Linked DNA regions of Mus musculus: regions 2 and 3 are each linked to region 1. Evidence: chromatin loops called from intact Hi-C (ENCODE). Cell type or tissue: heart. All regions are shown on one strand. Links, peaks and the distances in the headings refer to the core of each region. The heading gives the core; the rest is flanking DNA. Region 1 holds the start of Zfp367 (zinc finger protein 367). Region 2 holds the start of Aopep (aminopeptidase O). Region 3 holds the start of Gm36445 (predicted gene, 36445).

Evidence for each region. Hi-C counts contacts between places; a loop is a spot of excess contacts. Peaks named below come from ENCODE experiments on the same cell type or tissue, not always from the same donor. Only the 100,000 strongest peaks of a DNase experiment are listed, where the experiment ranks them.
Region 2: it touches region 1 in a loop (3-fold over the local background); 2 of 42 quality-filtered maps call a loop at or near these places.
Region 3: a loop joins it to region 1, with 3 times the contacts of the local background. A loop is called at or near these places in 4 of 42 quality-filtered maps.

What each region holds. Positions count from the first base shown.
Region 1 is chr13:64,152,003-64,159,856 of GRCm38, reverse strand. Zfp367 (zinc finger protein 367) reads left to right here and starts at 6,658. Exons shown (of 5, transcript NM_175494.5): 1 at 6,658-7,257. The coding sequence starts at 6,868. In heart, for the core only: a CTCF peak has its summit at 4,398 (motif pointing left); a DNase peak (open chromatin) is centred at 5,826; H3K4me3 peaks cover 824 bases; H3K27ac peaks cover 2,258 bases.
Region 2 is chr13:62,960,709-62,968,562 of GRCm38, reverse strand. Aopep (aminopeptidase O) reads right to left here and starts at 3,670. Exons shown (of 16, transcript NM_001289926.1): 1 at 3,544-3,670. It also overlaps the pseudogene Tubb2a-ps1. In heart, for the core only: a CTCF peak has its summit at 3,704; a DNase peak (open chromatin) is centred at 3,712; H3K4me3 peaks cover 1,329 bases; H3K27ac peaks cover 1,233 bases.
Region 3 is chr13:65,239,398-65,247,251 of GRCm38, reverse strand. Gm36445 (predicted gene, 36445) reads right to left here and starts at 5,737. Exons shown (of 4, transcript NR_165655.1): 1 at 5,080-5,737. In heart, for the core only: a CTCF peak has its summit at 3,775 (motif pointing right); a DNase peak (open chromatin) is centred at 5,331; H3K4me3 peaks cover 1,750 bases; H3K27ac peaks cover 1,371 bases.

The DNA of each region.
Region 1 (7,854 bases), core at 2,150-6,149:
AAAGAGACTTGGTTTTTATTACTGATGATTGATTTTCAGAGACCAAAACTGTAGAAAGGAGATAATTTTGCAAATATGACATCAAAGGTACAAGCAAAATTACACTTTATCAAATTTAGGATCCAGTCAACAAAGGAAACTGTTGAAGAAATCTAAAGACAACCTGTAGAGTGGAAGAAAATATTTGAAAATCTTTTATACTGGGGTTAGTATTTAGAATACATGAAATTAAATTTAAAAAAACAACTAAAACTAGGGGGTTTCAGTATCAGTATTCTATATGTTTATAAATGGATAAAAACACAGGAAAAGGTGTTCAATGGCATACGCTGTAAGGAAAATGGAAATGAAAACTGTGTGTGACGGTCTGACACACTTTTAAGGATACCTTTCCTACTTCTCCATTGTATTTTTCCCCATTTTCATATGTTTAGTGTGTGTGGCTAAATGTTTCAGCACATGTGTATGGATGTGTGTGCACCTGTGGGCAAATGCCTGTGGAGGTTGAAGTTTGATGTCAGGACTTAAACTCAATTCCTCTTACAACTTATTTATTGAAATAGAGCGTCTCACTCAAACCTAGAACTCGCCAATATTGCTAGTCTCCCTATACAGCTTGGTTAGAGGATCCCTGGGATGACGGTCATTTTTTTTTTGAAGGATATATATAAAGCATATATTAGTAAGGATGTGAAGAGTCTGGGACGGGACCAGCATAGATCATTGGTGGGATATAAAGTGGTGTGAGGACTAGGAAAAAAAAAGCAGTACAATTCCACCCACCCCCAAATTAAACTTCATAGCTTCCATATGGCCTTCTGCTTCATGTAGACATGTTGGAGGCTGAATTTAGATTTCAAAATTCAATAGAATCATGGAGAAAGGGAGTCAAAAGTGAAAACATATGCACCTGTACTTCATATGTAAATAACAACCTATAGGCATGAGACAGTGGCATTATTAATTATAGCCCAAATTTGGAAGCTAACACTTAGCAAGTGATGGGTAGAACTTTTAAAGATTTATGTGTGTGCGCGTGCATCTGTGTGCTTGCAAAAGCCAGAAGAGGGTTTTGGATCCTTTGGGCCTGAAGTTACAGGCTGTTGTGAGTCACCTGCTTGTGGGTATGGGAAATAAAACTCTGGGAGATTTTTGTTTGTTTTTTTGTTTTTTGTTTTTGTTTTTGTTTTTGTTTTTACCAAGAACAGTAAGTACTCTTATTATAGAGCTATTTATCCAGCTGCATTTCTGTAACATCATACTAAATAAAAGGAGCCCAGATACAATATACCAAAAGGCAATGAGTACATTTGTGGGAAATATCAATTATAAAGTTCATACAGACAGAAAGTAAATTAGTGGTTTCTAAGGGGTGGTATAATTTCTATATTACAAAAGTCTCCTGTTTAATTTTTTTTTTAGATTTAAATTTTTTGTGTATGAGTTTTTGCCTGCATATGTATGTATGTATACCATGTGAGTGCTTGGTGCCCATGGAGTAAGAAGAGGGTGTAGGATCCTTTGGAACTAGAGTCATGGCTAGTGTGAGTCATTATGTGGGTGTTGGGTACCAAACTAGGGTCCTCAGCAAGGGTGACATGTGCTCTTTACCACTAAGTCAACCCTTCAGCCTCCAAGTCTCCTATTGTAAATGTAGAATTCCATTTAGCAACCTTAAAATTTTGCACACCATCATTAATATCTCCTTTTTGACCCCTTTCCTCCACTTTGGAAAATACCTTTGTCCAGCCAGTCAGTCCTCTTTCTACTACTAACTTGTATTCTAGCTCTATCGATTTATAAGTGTATGACTTTGTTAAATATTTTTATTGCTTTTGTGGGGCCCTCACAGTGTCTGTCTTAGCCAATGTCCTATTGTTGTGAAGAGATACCATGACCACAGTGATTCTTCTAAAAGAAAGCATTTAATTGGGGCTTGCTTACAGTTTCAGAGGTTTAGTCTATTGTCATATGGTAGATTGGAGATAGGGTACTGACTACAAATTCTACAGAAGTTTACTGAATCATAACTTAGAAAGCTGCTTCTTGGGGCTGGAGAGATGGCTCAGCAGTTAAGAGCACTGATTGCTCTTCCAGAAGACTGGGGTTCTATTCCTAGTACCCACATGACAGCTCACAACTGTCTGTAACTCCAGTTCCAGAGAATCTGGCATCTTCACACAGTCATACATGCAGGCAAAACATCAATGTACATACACATCTTTAAAAAGTCACTTCTTGATCAAAGGAGCTTGCCTTTTACTATAATGTTGTGATATGAACAATAGTCAAGATTCCTCCCTGTTATTGTGCTAAAACACTCTGATCAAAAAACAATTTAGGGGAGCCAGGCGTGGTGGCACACACCTTTAATCCCAGCACTCAGGAGGCAGAGGCAGGTGGATTTCTGAGTTTGAGGCCAGCCTGGTCTACAAAGTGAGTTCCAGGACAGCCAGAGCTATACAGAGAAACCCTGTCTCGAAAAACAAAACAAACAACTTAGGGGAGAAAAAGGTTTCTATCATCTTATACTCCCAGGTCATAGTTTATCATTGAGAGAACCTGGGCATGAATTCAAAGCAAGAACCTGAAGGAAGGATCCATGGAGGAATGGTGCTTGCTGGCTTACTCATAGACTGATATTTTGCTAACCTTCTTATACAATCCAGGAACACCTCCCCCAGGGAATTGTGCTTCTGATCTGTTAACAGACAATCTACCACAGAATTGCCTCAGGCAAACTGGTCTGGACACTCTCAATTGAGACTCCCTTCTCATGTGCATCTAGGCTGTGTCAAGTTGATAGTTAAAGCTAATTAAGACAGATAGCATTGGTTCTATTCTCTCCTTTCTTCCACTTGTCCTTTCTCTGTCCTTTGCTTTGAAACTGTGACCTCTCAGATCATCCCAGAAAACAAAGTAACAAAGTTAGCCTGTAACTCTTTTGCTGGATGCTTCTTTAGTTATATTAGACCAGGCTATAAAATCAGGGCTTGTGAGTTGTTCTTCATAGATTCTTGGCTAATGTTGGTAATAGTCTGTCTAGACATAAGGTAGTTATTTCATTTCTGTAGGTATAAGTATATAAAGCATCATGTGCCTCATTCTTCTTAATTTCCATGTTCCATTTTCTAGACACCTCACAGATAGTACTTTGTTAGCCTTTATTAAATGATGCCTCTTAATATCACCAACATGAACTGTTGATTACAAGAACTGTGTAGTGTTTCAAAGCAGAAGGTTAATATTTGTTGTAAATTAGAAAATTACTTTAAAATAGGTTCTTTAATCCAGGGATTTTATTAGAATCTGTTAAGGATCAGATAAAATTGCTCGGGATTAATGAAAACAAGAGGGATGTTTGTATACTGGGAACTCAATGAATGTAAGTTGTATATATTTATGTGTATATGCTGGTGTCCCAGAGTTCAGAGGAGGATGTCAGTTTCTCTGAAACTGGAGTTTCAGGCAGTTATGAGCTACCAGACATGCATGCTGGGAATCAAACCAAAGCCCTTTGCAAGAGCAGCAAATGTTGCTGAGCAATTTCTCCAGCCCTTCAGCTTCCATTTTCAAAGCTGCTTCATGTACATTTTTAGATGTGACACTAAATCTCTCTATATATTTTAAAGATATATTTATTTATTTTAGGTATATGAGTACACTGTAGCTGTCTTCAGACACACCAGAAGAGGGATTCCATTACAGATGGTTGTGAGCCACCATGTACTTGCTGGGAATTGAACTCAGGACCTCTGGAAGAACAGTCAGTGCTCTTAACCACTGAGTCATCTCTCCAGCCCTCTCTATACTTTTTAAATTGTTTTGTGTCTCACACAGGATAAAAAATTTTGCTTTGATAGCAATAGTCATGCTTCTTGACTCTATTCAAGTTCTACATGTTCAAGTTGAAAGCCCCCTTTTACTTTCTTTTTAAGGCTTTAGGATACATTGTAAAAGATTTGACAGACTTTTATCAAGCTTTTTTTCCGTAGCTTTTTTTCATGCTGAGGATTGAGCCCAAAGCCTTACAACACATGCCTAGGTGTACCAATAAGCCACACCCCCAAGGGACTACATTTTGAACACTGAAATAGTATAGCTGGTTTTTTGCTTGCTGAGTTTTAGCTTTTGGAGACTGTTTCTCTGTGTAGCTGTAGCCCTGGGTGGCCTCAAACTCTGAGGTCCGCCTGCCTTTGACACCTGCTGGGAGTAAAGGCATGCACTAGCACCCTGTCTTTTTAGTCTCAGCAGGAGACCACTGCTCGTCTGTGACGGGTTTTAGTGTCTTCAGAGTTAGTGTACATCCTTAGGCTGTTAATTATATCTAGGACAGAACATAGACATCAGGAATATACGCACACATTGCATATAGCCCCCTGGTGGCATCAAAGTGGAGCAAGAAGCAGCTCAGAGTGACTTCAGTTCTCCCAGAATCAAACTCACCACATTCCTGGCATGTTTTTCATTCTCTTGTGGCTGGAAGCAAGTGGAGTTGCCAGGTTACCCTTCATCAAGGGTAATTTTTAGAAACCTTGTCAGTGTTCTGCTTTCTGGGTGATTCATCTTGCACTTGAGCAGGTTAGTGTTGAATAGTAATTATTGGCCAGTGTTTAACCTGTGGGCCTCTTGCCCAGCCCTTCATTCAAGTGTTCCTGATAGCTATATCTTTTTTTTTTATTTTTTAAACTTTCACTATCAACTATGAAACAAAGTATTTTAGTGGATTTGAAACAATGTAGTAAGGTTTCTGTTGTCGTTTACAATATTATCCCATTGTGGGAAACAAAAGCTGAACTTTCCGTTTCCAGATTGACTATTAAAATCAGACTGTATTTCCCGTCCCGCCCCCCACCCCCCCATACAGTAGATACAAGCTGTGGTACCCAGCCAGCCTCCAGAAAAGAAATCCAATTTAAAATGTTAAATGTATATGAGTGTTTGGCTTCCTTGAATGTGTATCATGTGCATGCATTGTCAGAGGAAGCTACAAGAGGGAAGCAGATCACCTGGGACTGAAGTCACATACTGCCACCACTGGGAGCTTGGAACCCAAGTCTCCTGGAGGAGCAGCAAGTCCTCTTAACCATGGAGCCATTTCTCTGGCTGCTTTGTTCTTTTTTTTTTTTTTTTTTTTTAAAGATACTTTTACTTGTCCCACTTCAAAGATACAAATTACTCAATGTATCTTCTTGAAACATTTCACTTCAGTTCACAAGTTACTTTCTCTCCATAAAGTCAAATTTGACTTCGGTATCTTGCTAGGTATAGTTTATTTACCCAAAATAAAGATGTGGCTAAAAATAAGGTCACACTATTGGCTGCTTTGATTTGTTAATTTAGGCAGTTTTCTCTAAAACAACACTCTGGTGCCTAAATTAATTTAGGCATAGCTTTGTATTTGATGGAGTTTAGTTACCGGTTCTATCGCTTAACCACTGGATACTCATTCAGATATAAAAATCTTTATGGAGTCTCTACTAGGAACAGGCTGCCTGGGAAACGCAGCAAGCAAATGAGCTCCAGTTGCCAGTTCTATCCTTTAGCCTCTAAAGAGATTTTTAAAAAATCTTTGAACTGCTACCACCATCAGACTGCCTGGGAAACACTGCAAGCAAGTACGACCGGGAGCTGACTACTGTGCGAATGGTTGCTCATGCGTCCCACCGCGGTCCCGAGCCTGGCAGCAAGAACCAATAGTCCGGGAACCGTAGCAGGGCTGGTCACGGGACTCACATTAAGAACCCATGCCCTTAGGCAGGAGTGGTGACTCACGTCTTTAGTCCCAGTACTGGGTGTGTGTGTGTATGGAGGGGGGGGGGCGAATGGGATCTCTGACTTCGAGGCCCTCCTGGTCCCTACATAGGGAGTTACAGGGCAGCCAGGACTCTATAGAGACCCTGTCTCAAAACAAAAACAAGCCGGGCGGTGGTGGCTCATGCCTTTAATCCCAGCACTTGGGAGGCAAAGGCAGGTGGATTTCTGAGTTCGAGGCCAGCTTGGTCTACAAAGTGAGTTCCAGGGCAGCTAGGGCTATGCAGAGAAACCCTGTCTCGAAAAACAAAACAAAACCAACAACAACCCCCCAACGCCCAAAAAGAAGTGGTGCTTTGCTGGCGCCTTGAGCAGCCGTGGGTGGGGTGGGGTGGGACGGGCGCGGCCTCAGCCCTTTAAACTGGCTGCGCGCGGGAGGGGGCGGATTGGGTGGGGCGATGGGGAGGGCCCTCTCCACTGCAACTTCTCCAGACTCCTACCCTCTTTACACCCCCTCTTCTTCTGGTGGGGGAGGGACCCAGCATGCTCGCCCCGCCCACCACCACGCCCCTTTCCCGCAGCTCCTCCAATCAACAGCCTCTTTCCCCCTCCCCACCTTCGCAGGAGTCATCCGGCCAGGGTGGGGCTCCCGACGGGTGTGTCAGGACAAGACGCGCGCTCCTACAGACTTTCGAACGCAGTTGGCCCTCCAGACAAAAAAGTATGAGAGCGGCGGCCAATGACGTGGCAGTAAGGACCCGCGCTCGAATTGGTTCCGCCCCCTCCGGACGGAACACAGCCTGGACCCGGCTATTGGCTCTCGCGACCTGTCACTCGTCGCGGTGGCCAGCCGCAGGGTCCTCGCGGTGACTGGTTCCGCCCAGGCGCGAAATGTAACGCGGGAAAAGCCGAAGCGGGGACCGCGGCGGCAGGTTGTTATTCTCGGGGACTCGGCGCCTCGCGTCCCGTTTTCCTGTCAGCAACGCTGCTGCAGCCTGATCGCCCGGAGCCGCCTGCCATGAGCCGGCGGCTGTGAGGCGCCGAGACGTAGCAGCGCGGGCGAGCAAGGCAAGCTCGGGCCGCCGAGAGCGCGAGGGCTGCAGACGAGCCAGCATGATCCGCGGCGCCCCGGCACCCATGGCGGAGCCGCCGCCGGTCGTCTTCTGCCACGACTCCCCGAAGCGCGTACTGGTATCGGTCATCAGGACCACGCCGGCAACGCCTCCGTGCAGCAGCGTGGGGGAGCCCGAGCCGCCGCCGCCGCTCGTCCCCACTAGCCCCGGCTTCAGCGACTTCATGGTGTACCCGTGGCGCTGGGGTGAGAACGCGCATAACGTGACGCTCAGCCCGGGGGCGGCGGGCGGCGTCGTTTCAGCCGGACTGCCCGTGGCGGCTGAACTCCCGACGCTGCGGGGTGCGCCTCAGTCCTCCGCCTCCGTGGCCGCCGTGTCGGGCGGGGAGGACGAGGAGGAGGCGAGCAGCCCAGACAGCGGCCACCTCAAGGTGAGTGGCTCGGGCGGCCCCGGGCGCGGGGCGGCCTGGGGCCCGTTAACGGCGCCGCTCGCCAGCGGGGCGGGGCCGGAGAGGAAAAGCGGGGTGGCGGGGGCGGTGGCTGACAGGACGCTGACGTCACTGCCGCGCGCCAAAACCGGACCTTTGGGGGCAAGGTGGTCATGTGACGGGTGCGGCGCGAAGGCCGGTCTGAGGGCAGCAGGTGCAGCGGGGTGATGAGGGGGAGGCTCGCTGTGTCCAGATGCCTTGCACTGCTGTGCTTGTAACCTCGCGGCCTCGGCCTGCTTAGATGTGGGAAGGAAGGATGTGAGCATTTGGCTCCAGCCCACATTGGGGCGGGGGCCAAGTATCGCACTGTATCCCTGGCCTGCCTGGGACTCTCAGAGTTCTACTTTCCGAGTGCTGGAATTCAAGGCTAGCGACACCATGCCCTACTATACCCTTTACATCCGGAGCAGCTGAGGGTTAGGGAGTTTGTTAAAGCGTCTTCATGAAAATCGTATGTATAGCTAGCTAGTGGGAGTGTTGGCACACGGTGACTGTGCTCGGAAGGAACCGGGAGTGTGTTTATGGGGCTAGACTTAATAC
Region 2 (7,854 bases), core at 1,985-5,984, 1.2 Mb after region 1:
GTTACCATGGCGACAGTGACTTGCAGCTGGAGAGAATCAATGTGTACTACAATGAAGCTGCTGGCAACAAATATGTACCTTGGGCCATCCTAGTGGACCTGGAGCCTGGCACCATGGACTCCGTGAGGTCGGGACCATTCGGCCAGATCTTCAGGTCAGACAACTTTGTGCTCGGCCAGAGTGATGCAGGAAATAACTGGGCAAAGGGCCACTACAGAAAGGGGGCCGAGCTAGTGGACTCTGTCCTGGACGTGGTGAGGAAGGAATCAGAAAGCTGTGACTGTCTCCAGGGCTTCCAGCTGACCCACTTACTGGGGGGAGGCACTGGCTCAGGCATGGGGACCCTGCTCATCAGCAAGATCAGAGAGGAGTACCCAGACCGCATCATGAAGACCTTCAGCGTCATGCCCTCACCCAAGGTCTCTGACACTGTGGTGGAGCCCTATAATGTCACCCTCTGAGTGCACCAGCTGGTAGAGAACACAGATGAAACCTAGTCTATCGACAATTAGGCTCTGTAGGACATCTGCTTCCGCACCCTGAAGCTGACCACACCCACCTATGGCGATCTCAACCACCTGGTGTCAGCCACCATGAGTGAAGTGACCACCTGCCTGCGCTTCCCAGGCCAGCTGAACGCAGACCTGCACAAGCTGGCTGTGAACATGGTGCCATTCCCACGCCTGCACTTCTTCATGCCAGGCTTTGCACCTCTGACCAGCCAGGGCAGCCAACAGTACCGAGCCCTGACAGTGCCCGAGCTGACCCAGCCTATGTTCAACTCCAAGAACATGATGGCTGTCTGCGACCCTCGCCATGGCCGCTACCTGACCATGGCCATTTTCCGTGGCCGCATGTCCATGAAGGAGGTGGATGAGCAGATGCTCAACGTGCAGAACAAGAACGAACAGCAGCTACTTCGTGGAGTGGATCCCCAACAATGTCAAGACGGCCGTGTGTGACATCCCTCCTCGTGGCCTCAAGATGTCAGCCACCTTCATTGGCAATAGCATTGCTATCCAGGAGCTGTTCAAGCGCATCTCTGAGCAGTTCACTGCCATGTTCCAGCGCAAGGCTTTCCTGCACTGATACACGGGCGAGGGCATGGACGAGATGGAGTTCACCGAGGCGGAGAGCAACATGAACGACCTGGTACCAGCAGTACCAGGATGCCACGGCTGATGAGCAGGGAGCAGGGTGAGTTCGAGGAGGAGGAGGGCGGGAATAAGGCTTGAGTTCCCCAGGCCAAGCAGGTTAGGGAAAGCTGAGATGAAAGAAGGGGGTGGGGTGGGGGGCTTAATCTGTGAAAATACCTTGGCAGTTGAAGGAAGGAGAATGGTCTTAGGTTTGTGCTGGGTCTCTGGTGCTCTTCACTGTTGCCTGTCACTTTTTTTCTCTTTTTGTTATACCGATAACATCAATGTAACACTTGAGATCTTTCTGAACTCCTGTTGTAATGGCTAAAATCACATAAACCTTTGTGTCCTAACGGTGTCTTGTTTTCTTTCTCTTCCTTTCTTCCTATCAAGCTCTTTCTTATCAACTTAAATCCACCTTTCTGAACACAGAAAATTTTCTTCCTTTAGAAAAGACTGAAAGCCCAGGTGTTTCTTCTTTGGGTATGCTACTAATATAAGTTGAACCAAAAATGGCCTTACTTAATCCAACAATAAGTAAGAAACAATGGATTTTTAAATGTCCTTTGGTACACGGGGGGGGGGGGGGGGGGGGAAGCCCGGCAGACGCAAATGCAAAGCACCTGGGGAGTCAGAGACAGCAAAGGTTCTGAGGAAGTCATCACATTTCAGCACAGGCCAAGTGATGTTTGTGACTGCATACCAGAAGAAAGAAGGCAAGAAAACCACTTGATGCCTTTAATTTATTTATTGATATTTACATTACTAGAAAAAAAGGGGGGGGGGCAAACGTAAAATCACTCATTTCTTGGATCTCTGAATAGAAGGTACTTACAAAGCAACATCATTTTCCATGTATGTCACAATTAAAGATAAGGGTGCTTTCGCTCTTCTCTCTCTCTCTCTCTCTCTCTCTCTCTCTGTGTGTGTGTGTGTGTGTGTGCGCGCGCGCGCGCGTGCGCGTGCCTGTAGGAAGAAGACATGTTTCCAGATGTCTTAACTTTAAGAATATGAGAATTTACAACATATTTACAAAGTATCAAAATAGGGGCTTAAGAGGCAGCTCAGTGGGCTGGAGAGATGGCTCAGCGGTTGAGAGCACTGACCACCGACTGCTCTTCCACTGGTCCTGGTTTCAATTCCCAGCAACCACATCGTGGCTCACAACCGTCTGTAATGGGATCTGGTGTCCTCTTCTGGTGTGTCTGAAGAGAGCACTGGTGTACACATATACATAAAATAAATAAATGAATCAAGAAGAAGAAGAAGAAGAAGAAGAAGAAGAAGAAGAAGAAGAAGAAGAAGAAGAAGCAGCTGCTGCTGCTGCTTCGGCGGCATCTCAGGCTGAAAACCACCTGCTGTGTAAGCACGAGGACGCAAGTTCGGTCCCCAGAACCTGAGTGGAAAGTTTCAGGTCTGTGATTCCAGTGCTGGGGAGATAGAGGCGGGCATTTTCAAGAGTTGCTGGCTAAACCAATCTACCTGGCAAGCTCTAGGCCAGTGAGAGAACCTGTCTCAAAAACACATAAACAAAAAACGGTGGCCAGCATCTATGAAACCACAGTTGATGTTATCCCTTGTCTCCACATGCGTACACGTATTGCACACGTGCATGTGTGTGTTACACACACAATTCATATGGTCAGATGGGTGAATAAACGTATGGAATCACATATGACTAATGTAAAAAGCCTGGAATTTGACCACTGATGGTGGTTATTTTTAAAGGGGAGGAAGAGGAGAGGAGAGAGAGAGACCTTGAAGCCATGCATAACCTTGAATTTAAACTTGCCCTTTGCTTTTGGTTACTGGGAATTTTTCACCCAGTCAATTTGATGGAGCTGAGCCTCAGTTATTTTCTCTGTAAGGCAAACATAATAGTTCATAACTTGCAATACTGCATGAACTAAGGAGACAATGAAATGTAAGTGCAGGGCACAATCCCTGGAGTCTAAAAGACAAGTCGACAGTAAACAATATTATTCTCTGTAGCTCCCAATACGGGACAACCTAATCTTTACCAACTAGGAAATCACTAGCAGCCTTCTCAAATCACACGGAGCACAACACACCCTTCTGAAATGAATGCGCTAGTTGCACGTGGAAACAAAACAAAAGCACGAGGGATCAGAATTGAATTCAGCATCAACACGAGCCCAGTTGTCACCTTTGAAAACAGCTCTAAGCACCGCTCCGCTGGCCGGTGTGGTTTCCGTCTACCATGAGCACCACCTTTGCAGGTAGCGGTCGCCGCAAGTGCTGAGCGCTAATACTGCGGCTACAATTTATGTGACAGCATCCCAAGGGCTCGCCCCAGACAAGTCAGACAGGATCCCACCGCCTCGCTTCACAAGAGGCGAACAGGATCCCACTGGCTCACCACAGGGCAAGACGGATCGGATCCTACCTGCTCACCCCACCAGAGGTCGTGGGTCCGCATAACCCGGAGCGGCTGCTTGACACCGGAGCTGCAGGTTACCTGTCTCAGCTGCGGTGCTGCTGCAGCTACACTTCCGCAGACTCCGGGTTACCACGGGCTACCAGGCAAACACTAATTGCGTCATCAACACGCGCCAGGGTCGGCCGCTTCCCCCTCCCACCCCCTGTAGGCCAGTTCCTCGGCCGCTACTGCGCAGGCGCAGGGCTGCTAGTGGCCACGGTATCAAGACTCCAGACGCGTGAACTACACGCACGCCTCACTGAAATACAAATGTGTCGTTTTTGCCTTTGAGACAGGTCTCTCTGTGTAGTTCTGAGTGGTCTGGAACCTACTATGTAGACCAGGCTGGCCTCGAACTCAGAGATCAGCCTGCCTCTGCTTCCTGAGTGCGCTGTTTATTCTTCATTCCACATTTCTGAAGCATATGATTGGACTTTACATATTCATCCCAGCACAGTGCCTTAAATAAGATCATACTATGCGCCATACAGACAGTTACAGTATCTGCGGCTACAAAAGTGGGCCAGTTGTGCTTGCCTTTGTAGAGACAATCTTTGGTTGAGAAAGCAAGTTCTGAATAGTTCAACAGAATATTCCCTTTTTAAAAATTCATTTAGTATGTGGGGTGGTGTGTAATTGTATGTATGTCTAGGTACACGAATGTACAAATGGACCCCCTTGGAACTGGAGCTGCAGAGATAGTTGTAAGCTACCCCGTGAGTGCTGTACACCAAACCCAGGTCTTCTGCAACAGCAGCCAATGCTCTTAACCACTGAGTTAAGCTGCACCACATCAGCTAATTCTCGTATGGATGTTCTTAGAGGTACACATATGGAAGTAAGTCTCTGAAAAATGGAAGGAAGTCAGAGCCACTTCACTACAGGAGGTCTAATACCCTCTGAGGAGACTCATTTAACTGGGAAGAGAGGGGAAGGCTATAAAGACCTGCGAGCAAAGCAGCTAGAAGGATCAGAAGCACCTAGTACATGCAGCTTGTGGCGCCCTTGAAGAACACAGGGTGAAACCAACAAGGCCCAAAGGCCCCATCCTGCAGCACATTTCTGGGCCACTGTAAGCAAGGAGCGTGGATTCTGTCGCCAGGGAAGAGTGAGTGACAGGAACTAGTTTTGAAACGCAGAGCAGGCTGCTGTGTGTGCTGGGCATGAAGCACACAGAAAGAAGGGACTGGTGAGATGTGATGGAGAAAAATGGATACATATAAAAGGTAATTTGGAAATTGATGTGACAGGTGGGAAGGATTAGATAAAAGTCTAGACAAAAAAAAAAGTTACTGAAAGTGAGTGCTAGAATAGATTTGTTGAACTCTATAGTGAGAACCAGGTTTGTTCCATCTTTCAATCCTGACTTCTTTGCCTTCCTGTTACCCAACACTGTAGGACCACACACACACACACACACACACACACACACAGTTTCCCCTTTCCGTAACTCTTTCCTTCTTGGACTCCTTATGTTACCATCCCCAAGCCTTCAGCAGGCTTGCAATTCTAAGAGGAGAGGCATGTGAGGAGGCTAAGGAGAGGGGCTCTCCTTCCCTACTACTCGTTAGTTCATTTTGGCCACTAAAATGCTGGCCTGTGTGTAACACCCTACCAATCTTAAAAAGAAATGGTTATAAAAATATCTGTCCACACAAACTCTCCCAAACCTTTTTAAAAGATTTTAAAAATTGTTAAAATATGTATATGTGGGGATCCATGCCCATGAGTGCAAGTATCCATGGAAACCAGAGGCACTGATCACCCCCTCCCCCCGAGCTAGAGTTACAGGCAGATATGGACTGCCAGATGTGTGTGCTAGTAACCAAACTCAGGCTCTTAATCTCTGAGCCACCTCTCCAGCCTCCCAAATCTCCAAAATCTTACACAATAGTGGCTAACTCTACTTTGTTAAACTTTTTTTTTTCCTGGCCAGCTGAAACTGCAAGCTACCTTCTATTCTATCAGGCCACAGAATTTTTCCCTAGCACCCACTGAGATCGTGTGGAAAAGATTGAAAAATCAAAAGAACTTTTTGTGTGTCTCAGCTGGACAAAATCTAATAAAGGAATGGATGGTGCAGACTACTGACTATCTCCCAGCACCCAATATTTTTTCTTCATAGGAAGGAAACTTCGATTTTTAGATAAATTTTAGGGAGAAGCAGCTCATAGCAGAACCACACGATCTCACTGGGGGGCTAGGAAAAGATTGTGTAACCTTATTAAAATCTGCTTTCATTCTGCCTTTTCTAATACACTAGGCTGACCTAAGAGGAACCCTCAGGAAGTAAAGAGGGTCTGTGTAGTCAGTGGAAAAATAATATGTGCCAAGTCTTCATACTCCAGAATCTCTGGGTTCGAGGCACACTAAATCTCCAGCCACTAAAGGAAAACACAAACCATTCCCGAGAAACAAAGCTTTCATTTTTTCTCGTCTGATTGGCCAGAGAATGTTAATAAATTACTTTATCATTTTAAAATTTCAACTTTATATTTCTTCTACCTATCCACAGTAGGAAATGTAGTCCCATACGCCTGCAATTTCGTAATAGAATTTCCTCAAGCTTAAGAAACTCAGTCTTGGCTTAATAATCATCAAGTAGGATGAGTGTTAAGGCCCAAATATAGGATTTGAAATATTTGTGGGATTCTGGAAGAAAAGTCCTATGAGAAGAGGGGATTAGAGCAGAGGAAAGCTGAATGTGATGGTTGCTAAGTATCCCCTTGGTGCTTTGGTCCACATGGGTCAGAGAAGTTGCTGCAGATATCATGTGCAGCCTACACTAAGTTGGACCCCGGGGCCTGTAGTCAAGTGAGGCAGAGGCAGACAAACATCTCAAGTTGAAGTCCAGTATGTTCTAACAGTGAGTTCCAGGCCATAAGGAGGCTCTGTATCAAATAAACAGACAGCGGTGTTTCAGCCCTCATTAGTGCAGAGCCTCTAGATGCAGAGACTTCTTTTCAGCACATAGAGTGGAATGGGGATGTGCAAAGTTAGGCATCAATATTCCTGATACTTACCTGTGTGACCTATGCTCAAGTTCTCTTTTTCCTCCTTTTGGTAGCATTGACTGCATCAACATCAAAGAACCTGCTCTCCATTGAGGAGATCAACCTAATTTATTGCCTTATAGGTTGGAGTTTTAGATTTGTGTCCTAGATGGAGTAAATCTAGGATTGGGGAGCAGGAGGCAAACCAAGGAGAGGGGATAAAATTAGGATGGCAAAGTAGATGTTGAGAAACCTAGAGGAAGAAGCCACAAGAAGGTGTCCCAGGTATCTTGGAAAAGGGAAGCTGTTATGGATCTGCAGGCTTCCACTACATGTGTGCCTCATTTGGAGAATCTTTTAAAATTATCGAGCAGGTCTAAACTTTGCTAATAAAGAAATAATAATGAAACTCAACATATCTAAGTAATAAAATTGTATCAATTTAAAAAATCTTTACTATAAAAAGTAAAAGAAAGGAATGTAACATAAAACCCATAGGGAATTTGGCATCATGTCTGAGAACTAACTATCAATATCAAGTTCGAGAGCTGGGGGGAGGACTTGCTGAGGAAGTGCTTGCTGTACAAGCATAAAGACCTAAGTTCAAATCCAGAAGACATAGAACAAGTCAGACAGGGACTATGCAACTCCAGTGCTGCGGGGAGGCAAAGACAGGATTGTTGGTGCTTGCTGACACCACGTCTAGCTCCAGGTTCAGAGCAAGACCCTGCTTTGAAGGAATAAAGCAGGACACTGGACGTCCTTCACATGGTTCCGCACCTGTCTGTGCAGTATGCACACTGCTGTCGCCACCGCCACCGCCACCGCCACCGCCACCACCACCAACAACAACCTTGTTTGATGGAAGTAATTTTAGTTCTCAGTGGATTCTCCAGTTTCCTCATCAGAAACTTTGACTCTAACTTGGCTTTCAGGCTTCCAGAAAGTAGAAACATATACAGTGTAAAATGGAGGGCCTTGTTCCTAGGAAGACAGGACCTACGAAAACTTAGTAAAGAGACATGAGCAAGTTCTTCAGGTCGGATGCCAACTTGCAGCTCCACAAGTTCTCTCTGAGAAGTGGCAGGTGGCCTAGCTATGCCGATCGAAACAGGAGTGGGAAGTACATTAAAATACCATTCCCAGAATTCTTGATAGCCATTTTCAAATTCTCATGTATGGAGTCAAATAGCATGTTACATGTTTGCTCTGTTCCCATAATGAATCAAGCTAATATGTAGAAATGTTGATTGAGGGGCGTGATTCATCATGCCTTCAGCCTTGA
Region 3 (7,854 bases), core at 1,862-5,861, 1.1 Mb before region 1:
GACCAACAACAAACTGTTACTTCAAGATCAGGAGTTATGCCGGGCGTGGTGGTGTACGCCTTTAATCCCAGCATTTGGGAGGCAGAGGCAGGAGGATTTCTGAGTTCAAGGCCAGCCTGGTCTACAGAGTGAGTTCCAGGACAGCCAGGGCTACAACAGAGAAACCCTGTCTCAAAAAAAAACCAAAAACCAAAAAAAAAAAAAAACCCCCAAAAAACCCCCAAAAAAACCAAACCAACCAACCAAACAAACAAACAAAAAAGATCAGGAGTTATGAGGCCGTCTTCCAAAAACACTAAAGATGAATACACACATGATATTCATATTCATGCACACAGGCAAAATGCTTCTATTTAAAAATTTCAGAACAAACACAAGAGTTAGGCAGAATGTCACACACCTAGAGTCCAATGACTCTGAAACCTCAGGTAGTACTGATGTATGAACATGAGCATATGCCATCCTGAGAAATATTGTATCATCTATATAAGTGGCCAAATTTTAAAATTAAAGATGTGGATTAAGAGCTACACAAAAACATATACTTATTCGACAAAAATATATCAGGTAGCTTATATGGTTTCTATACCTACTATCAGGACAGAAAGGGCTCCACAGAGAAATTTTGTCTTAAAAAAACAAAAACAAAAGAATAAAGTAAAAATATAAAACAACGAGGCTTCCAAAATAGCTTATCATTAAATCGCAAATGTTTATACTTTTAAAGATTTATTTATTTTCTGTAGGTGAGTCTTCAGACACACAAGAGGAGGGCATCAGATTCCATTACAGATGGCTGCGAGCCACTATGTGGTTGCTGGGAATTGAACTCAGGACCTCTGGAAGATCAGTCAGTACCCTTAACCACTGAGTAAACTCTTCAGCCCCAAATGTTTATACTTTTGTGAATACCTCTTGTGTATCTTATGTGATATAGGGACAGAGTTCAAATGGTGAATATATGGGAGCATGAGAAGAAAGCCAAAGGATTAAACTAATCCACAACACAGTAGACACACACACACACAAAACTCTGTCCTGTCTAAAAGAAATGCAGGGGCAAAGACGGATCAAAGACAGAGGGAATGGCCAATGAAAACTCGCCCAACTAGGGACCCTTCCCATGGGCTAGCACCAATCCATGACAGAATTAGTGATATTCCACACAGGAGTCTTGCATAACTGTCTATTGAGAGGCTCAACCCAGTAGCTGACTGAAACAGATGCAGAGAACCACAATCAAACACTGAATAGATCTTGGAGACTCTTATGGAAGAGTTGGGGGAAGGATTGAAGGCCCTAAAGAAGATAGGAACTCCACAGTAAGACCAACTGACTCAACTCTCCTGGACCTGTGTGGACACTCAGAGTCTGAACCACCAATCAAACAGCATACACAGGTTGGACTAAGGCCCCTGGCACATTAGTAGCAGATGTACATTCTTCATGAGGGTCCTCCAACAACTGGAGCAGAGGCTGTCCTTAAAGCTGCTGCCTATCTTTGGAATCTGTTCCCTCACTGAGCTGCCATGTCTGGCCTCAGTGGGAGAGGATGCACTTCATCTACCAGAGACGTGACATACCACAGTGTGGGGATACTTATGGGCCCACACCTCTAAAAGGGGAAACAGAGGAGATTGGGAGGAGGGACTCTGTGAGGGCAAGGGACCTAGAGTTGGGACAGTGATCAGGGTTATAATGAATATATAACTTATTAGAGAAACAAACAAAAAAGCAAGAAAGCAATTTTATTTTTAACTCATACACACTATCATCTCCCCAAAACGAATCTGGAAAGGCTCCTCCTACAAGAACTTCCACAAGTTCCATCTTATCTAGAACTTTTTTTTTAAAAAATCAACTGCATTTAGACCCTGGACACTATAGGCTCATGTTCATCCTGTGATGAAAATGCATTCAGTCTACAGTGATCCTCATAGTGTGTAGGAGACCCTGCACTGTTCAATGTCTAAAGTCTCTTCTGACACTCAAGGCAATATTTGAAGGCCACATACAAAGGATGGACTGAGGCCCCCACCATATATGTAGTTTATGTGCTACTCAGTCTTCACGAGGGTCCCCCAACAATTGGAGTGGGGGATGACCCTTAAGCTGTTGCCTGTTTGTCCAAACTATTCCCCTAACTTGGCTGCCTTGTTTGACCTCAGTAGGAGAGGATGTGCCTAACCTGCAGATTTGACATGCCAAGGTTGAGGGATACTCAAGTGGTTCCCACCCTCCCTGGGAAGATAAAAAGGAGTCAGGTATGAGGGACTGTGTAATATGGAATGGGGAGGGGATAGCGATTAGAATGTAAATTGAATAAATAAATAAATGGGAAAAGTGAAGAAATACATGTAAATAGAATAAAAATATACAAATTAGTACATAATTTTTAGATTTTTGCCCTATTCAGTATTTCAGGGAAAAAGCTGAGTAGGAAAGATTTTTGGCCAAAATATCACACAAATGACCTCTAGCTAAATTTCTCACAAAGTCTATTTTCCACTGACATACTATAACCTGAACTTCCTCTGGCTGCAATACTGTCAACACTCCAATCTTCCAGGTCCTATGAGAGCAACCAATTAAGCTCCATGTACAGCTTTCTATGACTTTTGCCATCTCATTTTCTGATACTTTCCACACTCCTTCAAAAGAGAACATAGATTCTAACAACAAAATCTCATTTTGATACCATTTTTTTGGGTTGTTAATGTTCTAACTTGCTACTCTGCTGCTGTGATTGAATCCTGAGTAAAATCATCTCAGGTAATAAATGGTTGTTGTACATGGTTCTGTCAGATCACAGTCCATCATTCTGGAAAGTTAAAATAGAAACTAAAGGCAGAGAATGAAGGGGAAAAAAACGAAAAACGAAGGACAAACACTGTTTCCTGGCTTGCTTTCTTGCTTGGTCACTGTCACATTCCCACCTAGCTTCATCTAGCCCAGACCCACTTGCATAGGAATATTGACACCCTCAGTAGAAGAGCCTTCCCATATCAATCATCAACACTCTCTCTCATAGATACAGAAAGCAGGCATTCTGCTGAGCGCACACCCTCAATTATAAGGCTCCTTCAAATGACTGTAGCTCTGAAATGTTGAAAATTTAAGACAATTATAACACAGAGACAGTAATAAATGAGGAACTTGTAAAAGCCCAAAACCTGAGCTAACCATTACAGGAGGTCCTGACACCACAAGAGGGAGTTGGAGTTGGGGCTGAGTCAGGACAAAATGGGAAATGCAGCTAGCTCAGAGCAAGGAAGGATACACTGAAATGGGGAGTTCAGAGCCTGTGCTGCCCTGGGGTGAGCTGTCTTTAACCCTGGGTTCCTAGGCCAGTGAAACTAAAGAGATGGCTAAAACAGCAGGAAGGTAAACAGAGGAGCAGATTGCCCAACAGACCTTGAAATAAGACTGCTGGTCTAAGGAAGATATGGTAACTTTGTTGGAATGGATGAAGAACTTTCTATCTACTGACAGCTCCAAGTTCAAAACTACAGAGTCACATATGGCCTGGGAACAGAGTCAATCACATGGGGGATAAATGAGGTCTTTGTCCTTTCCAACCTGTAAAACAGGGTAGGGAGAGCTTGATTTTGCCCTGGATGCTGTCTTGAAGAGCTTTCCGTCATGGGCAGTGTAGGTCCTGGTCCTCTTGGTAAGGATTTAACTCCAAGGTGAGTAACTAAATTGATTGGGATGGAAAGTCTCTTCCTCTCAGTCACAGAATAGTAGTGTCACACACATAAAAGACAGCCACAAGGGGGAGGTAAAGGCCACCCAGCAGATTCCTCCATTTGCACAGAGTAGAAAATGAAGATAGATAGGATGGCAGCTGTAAATTTGCTCTAACCTTCCGAGCAATTACTACCACGGGCACACCGTCCCCTATACCAGACTCTGGAACATCTTCCAAGCCCTTTGTGGCTATGACTCTCCAGAGTATCATTGCAGTGGTGTTCCACATTCGCTTTGGTCATCTCCCTCCACAAATACTCAAGAAAAATCCAAAAACCAAAACACACAGAGAAAAATTTGACAGACAAGCCACTGACACAAAGAACAACAATGACTCATCTTTACAGTCAGCCTTTTGCGATGATATCATAAACAGCCAGGGCCTGGGGGTTGAGGGGGTGCCCTGGGGGAAGAGGGGGCTGCGAGGAGGGGGAGAAATACAAGGCAGGGATGCTGCAGAGGAGGGGGGTGCTCCTCCCTGCAGGCCTGGACCTGCAGGGAGCAGGATGGAGAGGACAGTGGAAAGGCACAACTGCAGCATCAAAGGATGGGGCAGGGGCAGGGGGTGCCAGGGTCACAGGCAGAGATTCAGGCCACTCTTGACCCCTCTGGTCACTCTCACCCCCGCCCCATCCTGCCCCGCAGCAGCTTCGGCCCCGCCCCAGCCCCCACCCCTGGCAAGGAGATTAGCCGGAACATTTTTAGACTCAGGCCAAAGCAGCTGCTCAGAGATGACCCCGAAGACCAGGCTTTTGACCCCTCAGGTCTCTTTAGAGTCACTCTCAGGTGTGCTGGTTGGAACACAGCTATCAGGGTTGGTGCACCTCTCTCCCCCTTCCTTCCTGGCAGTGACCCTGTGAGGTCACACTGTCCGCCGTGGCCACGCCCCCTAACCATCGCCACTCAGGTCCCTAACGGGGACACGGAGCCCACACGTGGCATTCACGAAACAGCCCTGGGACACCCGTGATTCCGCCCTACCCACCCCCGCGCCTGCCCGAAGTCCTGCGGAACCAGGACAGAAAAACGAAGTTGCAACCCCAGGCCAGCTCCACCAGCGCCTACAGCACTGCAGGGTCATTCCAGTCACCACCCAAGGAACGGTCACGCGTGCCCGGGCGGGGGTCCGAGTTCGGCGGGGTGGGAGTGGGGGGTCACAGAGTGTCTCTGGGATGGCGCGGTGCTCCCTGTCCACTGAGGTAACCTCTGACATCCCACGTGACCCTTGACCTGTTATTTGGAGCTGCCCTCACACTTGACCCCGATAACATACGTGAACTCCTAACCTGTGACCCCAACATCTATATTGCCTTGTGACCCCGACTGTACCGGTATACGCCTATCTTCCTCCTCTCACAGCCTCGGCCACTCCACGTCCTGGTCCCTCCCCCACCCACCGGCTAGGGATTCCCATGACCTCAGATGTCCTCCTGTGACGTCACAACCCCCCGCCCCCCCCCGTCTAGGCTTCCACATTGTCACTCACCTCTCTAGGTCCTGTTGTCGTCGTCGTCCTCCTCCGGCCTCGTGCTGGTCGGGCGCAGGCGGGGGCGCCAAGGGACAGCGCGTGGGCAGGGTCAGAGGTCGAGTGGTGGGGTGTTGCGGCATCGTGGGTGGCGGGGTCGGGAGACTCGGAGTCACGAGTGGTTCACGGTTAGAGAGGTCAAGGGTCTTGGGGTCGGGGCTCGCAGGGTGGGGTATTACGGGGTCACGGGTGATCGAGTCAGAGGTCGCAGGGTCGGGGGTCGCGTCCTGGATGCGCCGCAGCCGGTCCGGCAGAGCGCGGTGTGTATTGGGATCGCGGATCCAGCACAGGAACAGCTGGTACATCTTAATCTGCAGCCGAGGCTGCAGCGGCTTCCCAGGCGGCATGGCGGCGACGGAGGTGCGGGATGGGCCAACAGACTGGCCCGAAGACCCGGGACACGTCCGCGGACACACAGACACACAGACGAACACACGGACCCCGGAACAACCGCTAAGATCTGAGGCTTAAAAACCGCGCTCTGGTACTAGTGATCTATTCCGGCGCGGCGTGATGGCGTCACAACCCCGCGACCAAAACAAAACGGCCACGCTGAGCGATAACTTACAGGGCTGAGACTATAACCAGGCGGCGTTGCTTTCGGCTAAAGGGGATCAGTTCACAGGGTACTAAAAGCGGGCGCGCAGCGATTGCGTCACCAGGCGGGAAGACAACAAAGAGGCGGTGCTGACGGACCCGGGCCAAGGAGTGAACAAGGTGGCTGCTGTCAAGTTTCGAAACAGTCTCGGCAGCCCCCGTCAAGAATGCGGGCCAGCAGTGATGGCGTCACTGGCTTCATCCAAAACAAGGCGGTCGCGCAGATGAACAGGGCGTGTGAGGGTACTGTCAGGAGCTGCAGCAGAAACAACAAAAACAAGAGGGCAGGCCCACCGTGAGACTTGGGTGGCCGGTGACAGCACGGACTTGCTTCGTCACATAACAACCCCTAGCGGGCTCACCAGTCCAGGGGAGTAGCCGCGAGGTCGCCCTCGCAGTCTCCCGAGGAGCTCGCGATGGTGGGATTGAGGGGGAAACGAAGAGACTTGTACGCATGCGCACTTCCAAACTCAAAGGCCAGTCCCACAACCAGGCGGTTGGACATGCGCACTAGTGCCCACTCGCTGAGGGGACCGGGACACATGCGCACTGGGTTTTCCATGCTACTGAGGCAACTACATAGTGCGATCTTCCAGTTGGCATGCGCATTGGGTGAGTTGCACGGTGCTGAGTAGCACCTGCACACTGTGAAGATGCTGGCTGAGCCTCCCCACGCCCTCAGGAAATCTTAGTCACTGAAACAGAGGCAGGGGCCTGGCTCTCGTCACTCAACCCTGTCAGTCACAGTGACAGAGGGCAGGACCAGGCTCCTGTCAGTCACCACGCCTGTCAATCACTGTGACAGAGGGCAGGACCCGGTTCCAGTCAGTCACCACCACACCTTCCCCACCCTTCCACCAGTGCTTGCCCGGATCTGGCTCAGAATTGAGTAGGAGGTAGGTGGGGCGGGCAGGAGCTGAGGCACAGAAACAGTGTGATTACGGAGCTGAGGGAGGGGGATGGCTAACCTTCCCAGCAATTAATATCAGGGGCACACTGTCCCCTATACCAGGCTCTGGAACATTTTCCAAGCCCCTGTGGTTACAATTCGGCAGGGGTCCCACTGTACCAGGATTCCAAGTTCCAACTAAAGAGTCAACTCCTTCCAGGAAGACTCAAGAAAAATCCGAAAACCAAGGCAAAAAGTTACAATGCCAACCAAGTGCTTGCTGACAGGAGCCTGATATAGCTGTCTCCTGATAGGCTTTGCCAGTGCCTGGCAAATACAGAAGTGGATGCTCACAGCCATCCATTGGACTGAGCATAGAAGTCCCCATTGGAGGAGCTATAGAAAGGATCCAAGGAGCTGAAGGGGTTTGCAGCTGACAGCTCAGGAACTTTGGGAAGGTCATGGAACACTTGCCCCTACAGAAGGGAGAGAGAGGCTAATTAACATTCTTCTGACCACAGGGCCAGAACCAACCTGTGTCTCCCATAGCTCACCTTCAGACAAGGGAAGTCCTTACCACATCATCCCCTAAAGACCAATCACTTTAAAAAGTCACACTGTTCTGCCAATTACATTGTGCCTAATGACTGCTGCCCTGAAAATGATATAAAACCTCACTGAAGGAGCTGCGCTCGGGGTTGCTGCCACTCCTTTGGGTCTGGGACAACCCCAGTGTCCTGGAACAACAAAGGACATCGTCTCTTCTGGTTCCATGTGGTTCATTCAAGGGGTCCCCAGTAAGCTAAGGCTCTCCGGAGTCTTACATAGCCCCATAGGAACAGCAATACCAACCAGTACCCCCAGAGCTCCCAGGGACTAAACCACCAACCAAAGAGTACACATCTCCATGGTTCCAGCTGCATATGTAGCAAAGGATTGCCTTGTGGGACATCAATGAGAGAAGAGGCCCTTGGTCCTGTGAAGGATCTATGACCCTGTGTAGGGGAATGCCAGGACATGGAAGCAGGAGTGGGTGTATTAGTGAGCAGGGGGTGGGGGGATGGGATGGGGTGTTTTCAGAGGGGAAATGAGG